Regions from separate parts of the Homo sapiens genome. Here all the other regions are linked to region 2. A link is a loop called in an ENCODE intact Hi-C map of the cell type or tissue named here. Cell type or tissue: B cell. All regions are shown on one strand. Region 1 overlaps CLCA4 (chloride channel accessory 4). Region 2 overlaps CLCA4-AS1 (CLCA4 antisense RNA 1). Region 3 overlaps CLCA1 (chloride channel accessory 1).

The links. A loop is a pair of places that touch in the nucleus more often than their neighbours do. Peaks named below come from ENCODE experiments on the same cell type or tissue, not always from the same donor. Only the 100,000 strongest peaks of a DNase experiment are listed, where the experiment ranks them.
Region 1: it touches region 2 in a loop (5-fold over the local background); 1 of 110 quality-filtered maps calls a loop at or near these places.
Region 3: it touches region 2 in a loop (7-fold over the local background); 1 of 110 quality-filtered maps calls a loop at or near these places.

The regions. Positions count from the first base shown.
Region 1 is chr1:86,548,945-86,552,944 of GRCh38, forward strand. All of the region lies in intron 1 of CLCA4 (chloride channel accessory 4), which reads left to right. It also overlaps the pseudogene CDCA4P2. Among named protein-coding and RNA genes, the nearest start is that of CLCA4, 3.9 kb to the left of the region's middle. In B cell, no CTCF peak of the experiment used is centred here; no DNase peak of the experiment used is centred here.
Region 2 is chr1:86,614,824-86,618,823 of GRCh38, forward strand. The region is part of intron 4 of CLCA4-AS1 (CLCA4 antisense RNA 1); the gene reads right to left. Among named protein-coding and RNA genes, the nearest start is that of CLCA4, 70 kb to the left of the region's middle. RefSeq lists an enhancer at 2,401-2,450. In B cell, no CTCF peak of the experiment used is centred here; a DNase peak (open chromatin) is centred at 2,278; H3K4me3 peaks cover 900 bases; H3K27ac peaks cover 1,729 bases.
Region 3 is chr1:86,498,591-86,502,590 of GRCh38, forward strand. It overlaps CLCA1 (chloride channel accessory 1), which reads left to right. Exons shown (of 14, transcript NM_001285.4): 13 at 1-221; 14 at 1,064-1,669. The coding sequence ends at 1,455. All of the region lies in intron 1 of LOC124904210 (a long non-coding RNA gene), which reads right to left. It overlaps LOC105378827 (a long non-coding RNA gene), which reads right to left. Exons shown (of 2, transcript XR_001738132.2): 2 at 3,412-4,000. Among named protein-coding and RNA genes, the nearest start is that of CLCA1, 32 kb to the left of the region's middle. RefSeq lists an enhancer at 3,854-3,943. In B cell, CTCF peaks have their summits at 1,602 (motif pointing right), 1,816, 3,716 and 3,920; DNase peaks (open chromatin) are centred at 1,641 and 3,751; H3K4me3 peaks cover 246 bases.

The sequences.
Region 1 (4,000 bases), 66 kb before region 2:
GTTGGACTCATTTGTTCTTTAAAGAATTCTTTGTTGAATGTTTATGACATGCTAAAGAGCAGTAAAATTTTTTTAAAGCCTCTGGCACCATGCAGTGTATCTTCTTTTCAGAGATATAGTTAATAAGTAAATGGATCACAGGTCAGATGGTGGTAGTAGGTTGCTGTGGAGTAAAACAAATCAGGAAGGGGGATATGGAGTGTTAGGTGGGGCTGGATTGGGGGAGAATGTGGGTTGCTATTTCATGAGGGAAGTCAGGGAAGGCCTCACTGATGATGTGTCAGCACAGACCTGAGATGAGCGAGAGAAGAGCCCATTGAAAACTAGGGGAGAAAAACAGCATGGAGGTGAGAATTCGTTTGATGTAACCAAGGAAACAGCTATGAATGAGCAGGAGGAAGCATAGGGTGAGCTGAAGTTAGAGAGGTGGCAGGGCCTAGACCACCAGAAAGACTTTGACTTTGACTCTGTGATGAAAATCCATAGGAGGATTCTGAGCAGAGAAGGGTGTGTTCTCATGCATGTTCAGGAATCACTCTGACTGCAATATTAAGGACTGTAAAGAATTTCCACTTGTCACCCATCCTCTATAAACTCTGTGGCAGCTTACTGGTGTAGAAGGACCCCAGGTAGGAAACTCTTGCAGGTGGGCAGTGATGGTGACTAGGAACAGGGAGGTTGTGGTAAAGATTGTTAAAGTGATATGGTGGTTAAGATGTATAGGGGATAGGTGAGGGTAGGAAGGAAATATAATAAGAGTCAAGGAAGAATTCAAGAGTTTTGCTTGAACACTTGGATTGAGAAGGGGAAGACTGTAAGTGGAGAAAATTTGGCATTTGGAAAATCAAGAGTTAGTTGGTTGGGGCTTTTGGAATTTATGTTACTTCTGAAAACATCCATGTAGATGGAGGCAGGAATCTGAATTCATGATGAAGAATGAAAATTTGGGTGTAGATAACTAGGCAAGTACAGATGGAGAAGAGAAAGGCTCCAGGACTAAACCAAGGACACTGATTTCTGTTTCTTTCAAATATAACATTCTATGTAATATAGAGTTTGGTGGTGTAGCCACGTAAATTATTTTTCCCTCTCCCTGATATCAACATATACTAATTCTTTATATTTAATTTCTCCACTACTGTGTTCTGCTGCTTATGGTTGGACCCTTCTGCATGTTTTAATTACCCAGCAGAAGGTGATAGGCATGAACTAAGTTGTAATCAAGTGATTTTGTGGCTGCCATTTGTCATTCACTCTCTATAAACTCTGTTACATCACAAAGATATTTGCTTATAGGTACCTTTTAAATTTCATGAGAAGATAATAATTCATTTTACTAAAGATGTTTAAAGAACAGTTAATGCAGCTAATTCTGAATGATAGGTTTTTAGTGTCCAGAGGACAGTAAATCAGTATCAAACTTTTCTTACTCAGACATCACTATTTGAAAGAATTACTTGGATGGGCAAAAATTTTGTAAACATGGTCCTCTATAAGTACAAGCAGAAATTCAATTGTTTACAGGCATGCCCAGATTTTACAATGTTTCCTGACATTTCTCCCAGCCCTTCACAAAATCTTCGCGTTTAATATCTTCAAGAAACCCTATGAAATACTATAATCCACATTTTACAGAAGAAAAAACTAGGGGTCCGAAAAAAAAAATGATTTTTCTAAGATCATAGTAAGTATCACAGTCAGAGGTAAGAATCGCTTCAACCAAGGAGGCAGAGGTTGCAGTGAGCTGAGATCATGCCACTGCATTCCAGCCTGGGTGACAGAGCAAGACTCTGTCTCAAAAAAATAAAAATAAAAATAAAATTAAAAAAAAGTGCCTTTCATCCTTATATTTCCTCATGAGATAATAAGGTCTAGGGAGGGATCATTTCTTTTTTTTTTTTTTTTGAGACAGAATCTCGATCTGTCCCCCAGGCTGGAGTGCAGTGGTGCGATCTTGGCTCACTGCAAGCTCCGCCTCCCACGTTCACGCCATTCTCCTGTCTCAGCCTCCCGAGTGGCTGGGATTACAGGCGCCTGCCACCACGCCCCGCTAATTTTTTGTATTTTTAGTAGAGACGGGGTTTCACCGTGTTAGCCAGGATGGTCTCAATCTCCTGACCTCGTGATCCGCCCGCCTCGGCCTCCCAAAGTGCTGGGATTACCGTCGTGAGCCACCGCACCCAGCCTCTTTTTTTAATGTTTAAGAAAATGCAGTTTTTATCCAAAATGAGTTTGTGTACCAAATATTAATAGTTTAGCTAATCATTGTTATATTCGTTCATTATGTTATTTTTATTTCAATTCTTGCTTTTAAAAAACCCAAAACTTTAAAAATCCTTATGCCTTGTCTATTTTCTTTACCTTTGTTTTGTTTTGTTTTGATGGATAATTTTTTAATAAAGTGAGGTTTACATCACTGATATTTAAGAATGGCTGTATCCACAAAAGAAAACAAACCTTTTTGGCTAAGGGGTGAGGAAGTTAGAAAAAGCATGAGAAACAGGAAACACAAGAGGGGTGAGGCGGGGCAGGAGAGGAAGGTTGCAGGCACCTCCAGCTCACTCCCTGAGGCAGCACCTATGACCCTACAGATCAAGGGGCCATGAATGACAGGGATTCGGATTTCTTTCATTCTAGACTTCAGCCTTAACCTTTTGTTCCAGCACCAATCTAACAGAGCAGCACAGGCATTTCTAATCCAGTAGCAATGCTATTTCCTCAGCCAGGGCAGGTGCCTGGGCTGACGGGAGGCCTTCAGGAACACCGCCTGTCAGAAGGCACCACGGAGGGTCTCTGAGGTCCTGAAGACCAACTGGTGCCCGTGATCTCCAAACAGACAAATATTTGACCTTTGCCTTCAATGACATTTACACATAAATAGACATAAATAAAATTCTCCATAATTTATGCTCAAGTCTAGGAAGATGTGGCTCCCACAGTAGATTTTCTAATGACAAAAAAAATGTAGTAGCTGTGTGCGGTTTTTGAGTTTCACCCAGGTCTCACGGTAGCACAGAACATAATGGAGAAGTATTGCACGCACATTTAAAGTAAAACATGATACACTCACACTGTTGACAAGGACCGTAGTGATGCCCACTGCAAAAAAAATCCCTTATTTAAACCTGAAAAAAATGAAACACACCAACTACAATTGTTCAGGCTATAAAAGTTCTAATGTCGCAGCAAAGGATATTTATAGAAAAAATATACTTTTAAGAAAATAGCTGAAAAAATCTAAAGACATAAGGTATAAAAAGTTTAAAAATATGTATCTTAAGACAAAATATTGCCCAAAACACTTAAAACTGAATTGTAAAAAAATCACCTGTCTGAATGTAAAGGAGGTTGATGCAGCTGTGGTTCGCCGTCCTCTACAGTGGGGGACACAAAGAGAGACGAAGGGCCCAGGGCTGTAAGGACGTCAGGACCGGTCCAGAGAGGAGAAGTCTTCCAGGAGAACAGCCATCTCTGCCTGGCCCTCCACAGCGGGGAAAGTGAGTGGGACGGGCCTGGGGTTGCAGACCCTGCTGATGATGGTCTGTTCTGGGATTTCTCAGAATCAGCAGACAGGGCAGCAAGGCTGGGCAGCGGGCGGCAGGCGCACCCTCTACGGGAGCCAGTGCTCACGTGTCCACGCGTCAGACACAGCTGCGAGCGCTCAGGGCTCTGGTTCAGGTCTCCACCAGGATCTCCACCATGTGGTCCAGCTCGCCCAGATCGGACTTGCAGATGGAGCTGGGGCACGGGGTGACCGGAGCCAAGCCCTCGAGCCCTTCACAGGGGCCCGGCCCGGCACCCCCATCATGCCTGTCAGTACTGTGTCCAGGTTGTAGTAGGGGCTGTCCACGCCTGAAAACAGCTCTTCCATGTAGCGGGGGATTTTAGTCTCCAGCGTTTCATATATATCTGATCGAGTGATTTGCGAAAGCTTCCTCTGTTTTCTTGAGGGCCATCCATCTCCCAGACGCTCCTCCCTCTGCGGGTGCCTCGGCGTCTG
Region 2 (4,000 bases):
CTCGGCCAACTTTTTTTTTTTTTTTTGAGATGGAGTCTCACCCTGTCACTCAGGCTGGAGTGCAGTGGTGTGATCTCGGCTCACTGCAACCTCTGCCTCTTGAGCTCAACTTATTCTCCTGCCTCAGCCTCCCGAATAGCTGGGATTACAGGCATGAGCCACCATGCCTGGCTAATTGTGTTTTTGTATCTTTAGTAGAGACAGGGTTTCACCATGTTGGCCAGGCTGGTCTTGAAATCCTGACCTTGTGATCCACCCGTCTTGGCCTCCCAAAGTGCTGGAATTACAGGCGTGAGCCACCGCGCCTGGCCTCCTTGGCCAACTTTTACAGGTGTGTGCTCTGGTAAGAAGCTGACATTGATCTATGAGATGAGTGAAATCTGTTCTGTTGTTACTTTTTTACTATGACCAAATGTCATTCCATCTCTTCCTAAGGGAATAAGAATTTATTATTGTTAACAAGGAGAGAAATGTTAGAGCTGTATTTAATATATGTCATGTTTGAGATACCCATCAGCCATCCAAGTAAAGATGTTCAGTAGATAATAGGTTATGTCAATCTGGAATTTCAGGTACACATCAAGTCTGAGAGTTATCAGCCTATAAATGGTATTTACAACTACAGATTGGATGAAAACACCTTAGGGAGAGAATGTATCTAGCTAGAGCCCTGGATGGGGAGAGGTCTCTAAACTTGGCAGGATACAACAAAGTTGTATGAGAATAATGATCAGGAGGTCCATAAATAATCCTAAATATTTCATGATGTATTGCATTTAAATACAGAAAAACATACAAGAACTTTAAAGGGTAAAATTGACCCAACTTTACTTGAAAATTCTGAGTATTAAACTGCAAATAAGTCATAAATAAAGGAAACATATTTATAAAAATGAAATTTAATGATAGCATTCAGTACACACTCCATGCCTCGCATTATATAAGCACTTGGAGAATGAGATGAGTGGGAAGACTTCTCTCATGAAGTTTTGAACTCATCCTTCCATTCATTCTATCAAGAAATACTTAGCCAATTCTTTTGAGGTAACTGATACATGCTTAAGTAATGGGTATATGTCTGTGAACAAGACAGACATACTTATGAAATTCAATGGAAAAGATAGCATTAATTGATAGCATTGATAGATGGATAAAAAAGATAGAATATACCACTCAAGTGCAAAGTATAGGATGCTATGGGCACTTTTATATCAGGGAGAACTAACATAATCAAGGAGTCATAGAAAGTTTCTCGGAAGTAAATTTTTAGCTAAAAATTTAAAGAAGGAATGAGTAGAGAGTCACCAAGAGTGTAGAAAATAATGCCCAAGGCAAAACGAACAGCAAGTGTAAAAAGTTTGAGAAGAGAGCCTCAAGCAGTTGAGAAATAGAAAGAATAATCTGACCAGAGTAAGAGATGAGACTGAAGAATTAAGTATTCGGGCTGTGATAAGGTGGGGTCCTTGCAAGTCTCACTAAGGATTTTAGACTTTATCATAAGGTAACTGGGAATAACACAGTAAGAACTTGTTTACCAAAGCTCACTACTGTAAGTGATATAATATATACAACTAAAAATGTCTGTAGAATCACAGAGGAGGGAAAGACCAACTGGTCAGGTGGGCTTCCCAAGAAGCAGCATTTTAGTCAAACTTTGAAGAATCTGAGAGATTCTACCAGGCAGCAAAAGAGAAAGGGCATTACAGAAAGAGGGAATGACAAGGACAAAGGCACAACTAACTTTAAAAAAAAAAAAAAAAAAGAGCTGGGCATGCTGGGAACAGGAGAAACCATAAAGTATAGCATTGTAAAGTGACATGAGCACAGTGAGAAATAAGGCTAAGAGGCACATTCCTAACATTTGTGTACAAATGGTATAATGTGGCACAAGGAACATATGTTTAAATATTTAAAAGTTATAAATCATGTTAACAAACAAAATTTGTTCTCCTCTCTACGTATCTTCAAATTCAAAATATGGTGGATGACAAGATGTGGAGTACAGGTAAATATGATAAATTTACTTTTATACAGGCCTTTAATTTATACTTAACAGTCCAAGTATTATATCTTTATAGGAGTTTAACAAGTCACTCCAGTTCTAAATCAAAGTTCATGAACTGTATTAGTCAATTTTCAAACTGCTATAAAGTTACTACCTGAGACTGGGTAATTTATGAACAAAAGAGGGTTAATTGACTCACAGTTCTGCATGGGTGGGGAGGTCTTACAATCATTGCGAAAGGGGAAGTGTCACCTTCTTCACAAGGCAGCAGGAAAGAAAGAGTGAAAGAGGAAGTGCCACTTTTAAAACCATCAGATCTTATGAGAACTCACTCACTAGCACTAGCACAGCACAGGGGAAACTGCTCCCATGATCCAGTCACCTCCCATTAGGTCCCTCCCTCAACACATGAGGATTACAATTTGGATTACAATTCAAGATGAGACTTGGGTGGGGACACAGAGCCAAACCATATCATGAACCTTATGATTAAAGTTACATAAATCTTATCAGAAAACAATAATTAACAGTAAACTTCTGGGTTCTAGGACCAGTCTTTTTAATGATTCCAGTAATTACTGCATATCTGATATGAATAATTAGATATGAACACAAGACTGTATAAGACTGGAAAGTTTTCAGACTCTATTAAATAGGTGAAAATGGAAAACTGCCACTGAGTGCGGTTAGCTCCACTAGAATCTTACAGGGACTTACAATGGTATCTAAACAAATTCTTTACTATGCAAATTCATTTATTTAATGTTTCTACTCCCTTATCATGCTGTTTTCCATAGCACAAAATTAGGTGTCCAGCTTTTAGGCCTTTTTGATGTTTTTAGAATGTTTTTGAATTTTTTATTGATATATCATAGTTGTATATATTTTTGAGGTACATATTTTCATACATGTATACAATGTGTAATGACCAAATCAGAGTAATAGGGATATCCATTACCTCAAACATTTATCTTTTATTTGTGTTGAGAACACTACAATTCTTCTCTCCTAGCTTTTTGAATTATATAATAAATTAATGTTAAGTATAATTTCTCTATAGTACTATTAAATAAAATAATTCATTCCTTCTATCTAAACAGTATTTTTGTACCCATTAACCAATTTTGCCTTAATTCCAGTCATATCTTCTTAACCTTTCCCTGAGTCAAAGTTCATTTCTCTCTCTTCTCCGAACACCAACTCACTTATTTTAACACTTAAATTAACTATTTATATATATAGTTTATACGTAAACTGTATATAAATAGTTATACATAGTTTATAAATAGTTTACATATAAACTATATATAATTTATTTTAATGTTAAAGTGAGTGAGTTGGTGTTCAGAGAAGGGAGAGAATACACTATGTGTGTGTGTGTGTGTGTGTGTGTGTGTGTGTGTGTGTGTGTGTGTGTGTGTGTGTATGGAAACTAAATTCCAAAAAGGGAAAAACTGTTCCTAGAGGAGGCATGGGCATAAAGATAGGGTGTGTTTTAAGCAGAGGAACTCTGCTAAAGTAAGGCAAAGCCAGCAGAACTTTTAACAACCATGCACACTGGTATGACAGATTGGAATCTATAGGAGCCCCAAATGCAGAGGTAATCCTGCCTACCTTTCAATTATCTCCATGAGACTTTTGTTGAGTAAGTAGCAGCACAACAGGCTGGTGGCTGGGCTGGAAAGCAAAAGTCTTAAAGCCCTTAGGTCTCAAAATCCTTTTAGAGGGGGAGCCCTGTAATACACACAGAACAGGTAACATTCTCTAGATATTTGAAACTAGAGGTGAACTGAAACTACCTAGAGCTGCAACTCAGCACTGACTCAGCTTGACTCCTCACAAAGAAAGGGCACACTTTTCCTGGGAGGAAATAATACTTATTTGAATCTCTATAATTATTTTAAAAACAATGAGGTTTAAGCATATAAATTTTAAAATGTCAGTATCAGTGCATGTAATTTTTTAAATGGGAGACATGTGAAGAACTGGGAAAAT
Region 3 (4,000 bases), 120 kb before region 2:
ACCAAGACCTGAAATTAATAAGGATGATGTTCAACACAAGCAAGTGTGTTTCAGCAGAACATCCTCGGGAGGCTCATTTGTGGCTTCTGATGTCCCAAATGCTCCCATACCTGATCTCTTCCCACCTGGCCAAATCACCGACCTGAAGGCGGAAATTCACGGGGGCAGTCTCATTAATCTGACTTGGACAGCTCCTGGGGATGATTATGACCATGGAACAGGTAAGCTGAACCTGGTGTGGACCCTGTAAAAGAGTTTACCAGCCAAGTAGAAGAGCAGAAGCGGGTGAGGCAGGCAGCCGTGTTCTGATACTTAGGGGGCAGAAGGCAGGAGGGATCTTGCCGGTCCTTTGAAATGAGGGATAAATGTATTTAAAGAAGAGAGATTTAAAACCTGAAAAACTGGTAAACTTTGGGAGTAAGAGGCTTCAGCCAGGAAGGGTAAACCTCACTTTGTTTCTGAAATCTTACCAAACTGTCCTTTGACAAACTCCATTTTCTGGGTAGCAGTGACTCCTGGGGAAGAACTGGAAATGGAGCATAGATGTCTGCAGAGCAGAGCTCTTTTGGAAGGAACCTCAGGTCCTACCAGACTTTCTCTCTCAAAGTGTGGTCTGTGGACTGCAGCATGTAGATACCATGAACACTTGTTAGAAAGTGTTTTCAGATCTGCATTTTCAGATCCCTGGGTGATTTGTACACACATTACAGTTTGAGAAGCATTGGTGCAAACTGCCTCTATAAATAATAAAACAATAAACAGTTGTTAAACAGTCTCTTCTTTCTGCCGGGCACTATGGCTAGAAATGCTGACCAAGGCTTTACGTCATGCCCAATCCAGTTTTACGCTTATCACTGTGTCATTATATACAAACAAGAATGTAAAAGAGATAGTAATCCTTGTAAACAGGACCATCAGTTCATTTATTTGGGAACCTTATGGGGTGATGATATAATTTCTCATAGACTTTTAAAGCTTTTTAAATATTTTTTAAAGCTCTACTGCTTAAGAAGTTTCTTTAATATTTCAGAATTAAAGTCACATTCTTCTTTTTTCTTTTTAGCTCACAAGTATATCATTCGAATAAGTACAAGTATTCTTGATCTCAGAGACAAGTTCAATGAATCTCTTCAAGTGAATACTACTGCTCTCATCCCAAAGGAAGCCAACTCTGAGGAAGTCTTTTTGTTTAAACCAGAAAACATTACTTTTGAAAATGGCACAGATCTTTTCATTGCTATTCAGGCTGTTGATAAGGTCGATCTGAAATCAGAAATATCCAACATTGCACGAGTATCTTTGTTTATTCCTCCACAGACTCCGCCAGAGACACCTAGTCCTGATGAAACGTCTGCTCCTTGTCCTAATATTCATATCAACAGCACCATTCCTGGCATTCACATTTTAAAAATTATGTGGAAGTGGATAGGAGAACTGCAGCTGTCAATAGCCTAGGGCTGAATTTTTGTCAGATAAATAAAATAAATCATTCATCCTTTTTTTTGATTATAAAATTTTCTAAAATGTATTTTAGACTTCCTGTAGGGGGCGATATACTAAATGTATATAGTACATTTATACTAAATGTATTCCTGTAGGGGGCGATATACTAAATGTATTTTAGACTTCCTGTAGGGGGCGATAAAATAAAATGCTAAACAACTGGGTATACATGCATAAAAACTATCCATTCAAACCCAAAAATTTAATAATCATTGAGTCTTTTATTAATGAATTTGAATACTAGAAAGAAACAGGGCTTGCATCAATAAATGGAAGTATGTTTTTATTTGTTTTAAGGAGCTTTGCCAGTTAAAAACAACATGCAATTGCAGAAATCTAACAGAGTTGCTAAAAGTTGTTTGATTTCTTTTGGTGAAGAAAAGCCAATCTAAATTATTTAAATATAAAAGACATGACTTGTTTTATAGGAGTTTTGGACCAGCATCACTAGGAATATGTCTTATTTTCTCTAAATTTGAGCAATGATGGTGCATTTAAGGAAGAGATGGCATTGAAGAAAGAAAGAACAGCACAATGAAAATTCCCTAGGCACAGAAATGAACGTTATGTGCATGAAATTACAAGAGTTAGTGATGCTTTAAGCCATGGCAGTGGGGATAAGGTGGGAAAGGTAGCTTCAGGCCAGGTGTGAAGGGAAAGTGATTGAGAAATAAACATTTATTGTGTACTTTGTCCAAGGGCCCAACTAATGCCTTATGTGCATTAGTTTATTTAATGTAATTCAGTTCTTTCAACAAATGTTCACCAGCTGCTTATTATTTTCCAGGCCAATGCTAGGTTCTAAGGATAGAAAGATGAGTAAGCATTGGCCTTTTTCCTGTATACTAAAAAGAGCATTTGAGGATTTATTTTTGAAATCAGGAGGCAGATATGCTCAGAGATATGCTTGAGAAGGGAGTCTTTAAGAACCGCACGAAGCCCTTAATAAGTGTGAGAAAGACCAGCAGCATAACAAATGAAAGGGGAAGGAGAAGAAGAGGAAAAAGGGTTGGAAGTGTAGGCCTAGCACTATGGCAGTCCTCGTGAAGGACTAGTCACAGATTCCAGTGCCTGTAGGTGTAGATAGTCCTGTGAAAATTGTTTCGAGTTCCCAGTTATTAGTACAATGAGTTCAAGATGTGGGTGGCTCTCTTTATGATTGAAAACAAAATATCTAGCATATCATTTCTGCGTAGACCCAAAATTTCTTTATTTGTAGACCTTTCTTATTTCAAAACCAGATTTGAGCCATCTTAGTGATACATGCAATAAACATAAAAATAAAGAAATAAAATATATAATAAAAACTAGAAGAAGTGCTCAGGTATAAACCTATAAAGAATACATGGGGGAAAAAAACTAGAGGGAAAACCACCACATCAAATGCATAATATAATGTTCTGTACAATTGCTACAGCCAAGTCACATATTTCACTTTGTGACAAGTAGGTAGGACAAATGAAGTGTATATAGTAACAAGATTAACAGAGTCTATAGTGAAAAGCAAGCCAGAAGCAGCTCAGGAGAAGCATGGCTTTTCCTAGTCGTGAGACCCACAAGAAGTTTTATCTGTGGATCCTCAGTTTATTAGGGCACTGTGATGTTAAGGGCCGCAGCCAAAGCAGCAACCGTATAGTAATCATAACAACAAGTTTAATATAGGGCTAATTACTTCCTTCACTGTAAGCCAAAGGAGTAACACCACAGCATTGTTCAGGAAAGGCAATTATACAGGGACCCAAAAAATGCGGGCCTAGCAATTAGCTCTTGAGCTTGCCCCAGAGGTAAAATTTGGAGTGAATGGATTGCATGTCCTTCAGGCTGTTTCCTAGGACCCGTATTTCTTACATATAAATTTGTTATAAAAACTGAACAGTAGAGAGTTCCAAGACTAGGAAGACCCTGATGTTCCCAAAGTCAGTACTGTTTATTGAGGGCACAACCAGTTGCTTTGCCAGCCAAATGGGCAGAGGGTTGTTGGGGGTGCATGGCAACAAATTCAAGCTTGTATACAAAGCATTTGAGGTCGGGGCATGGAAAAAGACGGAGGCACTGTGTGTATGTTATTTGTGCATGGAAATGTAACTCCTTGACCCTGAAAACAGGACAAGGAGTGGAGTGTGTCATGAGGAACGCTGAAAACAGCCTCCTGAGAATGTGGTTTGAATGCTTTTAGAAGGCCACAGGTGTGTCACGACCCGACCTCAAGAGGCCATCTAGTGGATGTTTGTAGTTTAACAAGCCCTTTCAATAAATACTTGGCGGATGGATTCTGGGGTGACACTCTCTCAGAAGAGTGGTCCGCCGCTCCGCTCAGCTGGAATTGTCTGAGAACTCATTCTGGGCGTTCACTGCAAGCTATAAACTCTACAAGTGGTGCGCCCGAAGTGATCGCCTTGAAGTTGCACGTGAAGGAGGAAAACTCCTTAATTTTTGGGGAATCCCAGTAAGGGACAGTCCTGATTGCCATTAGGAGGACGGGACCCACGCGTAAAAT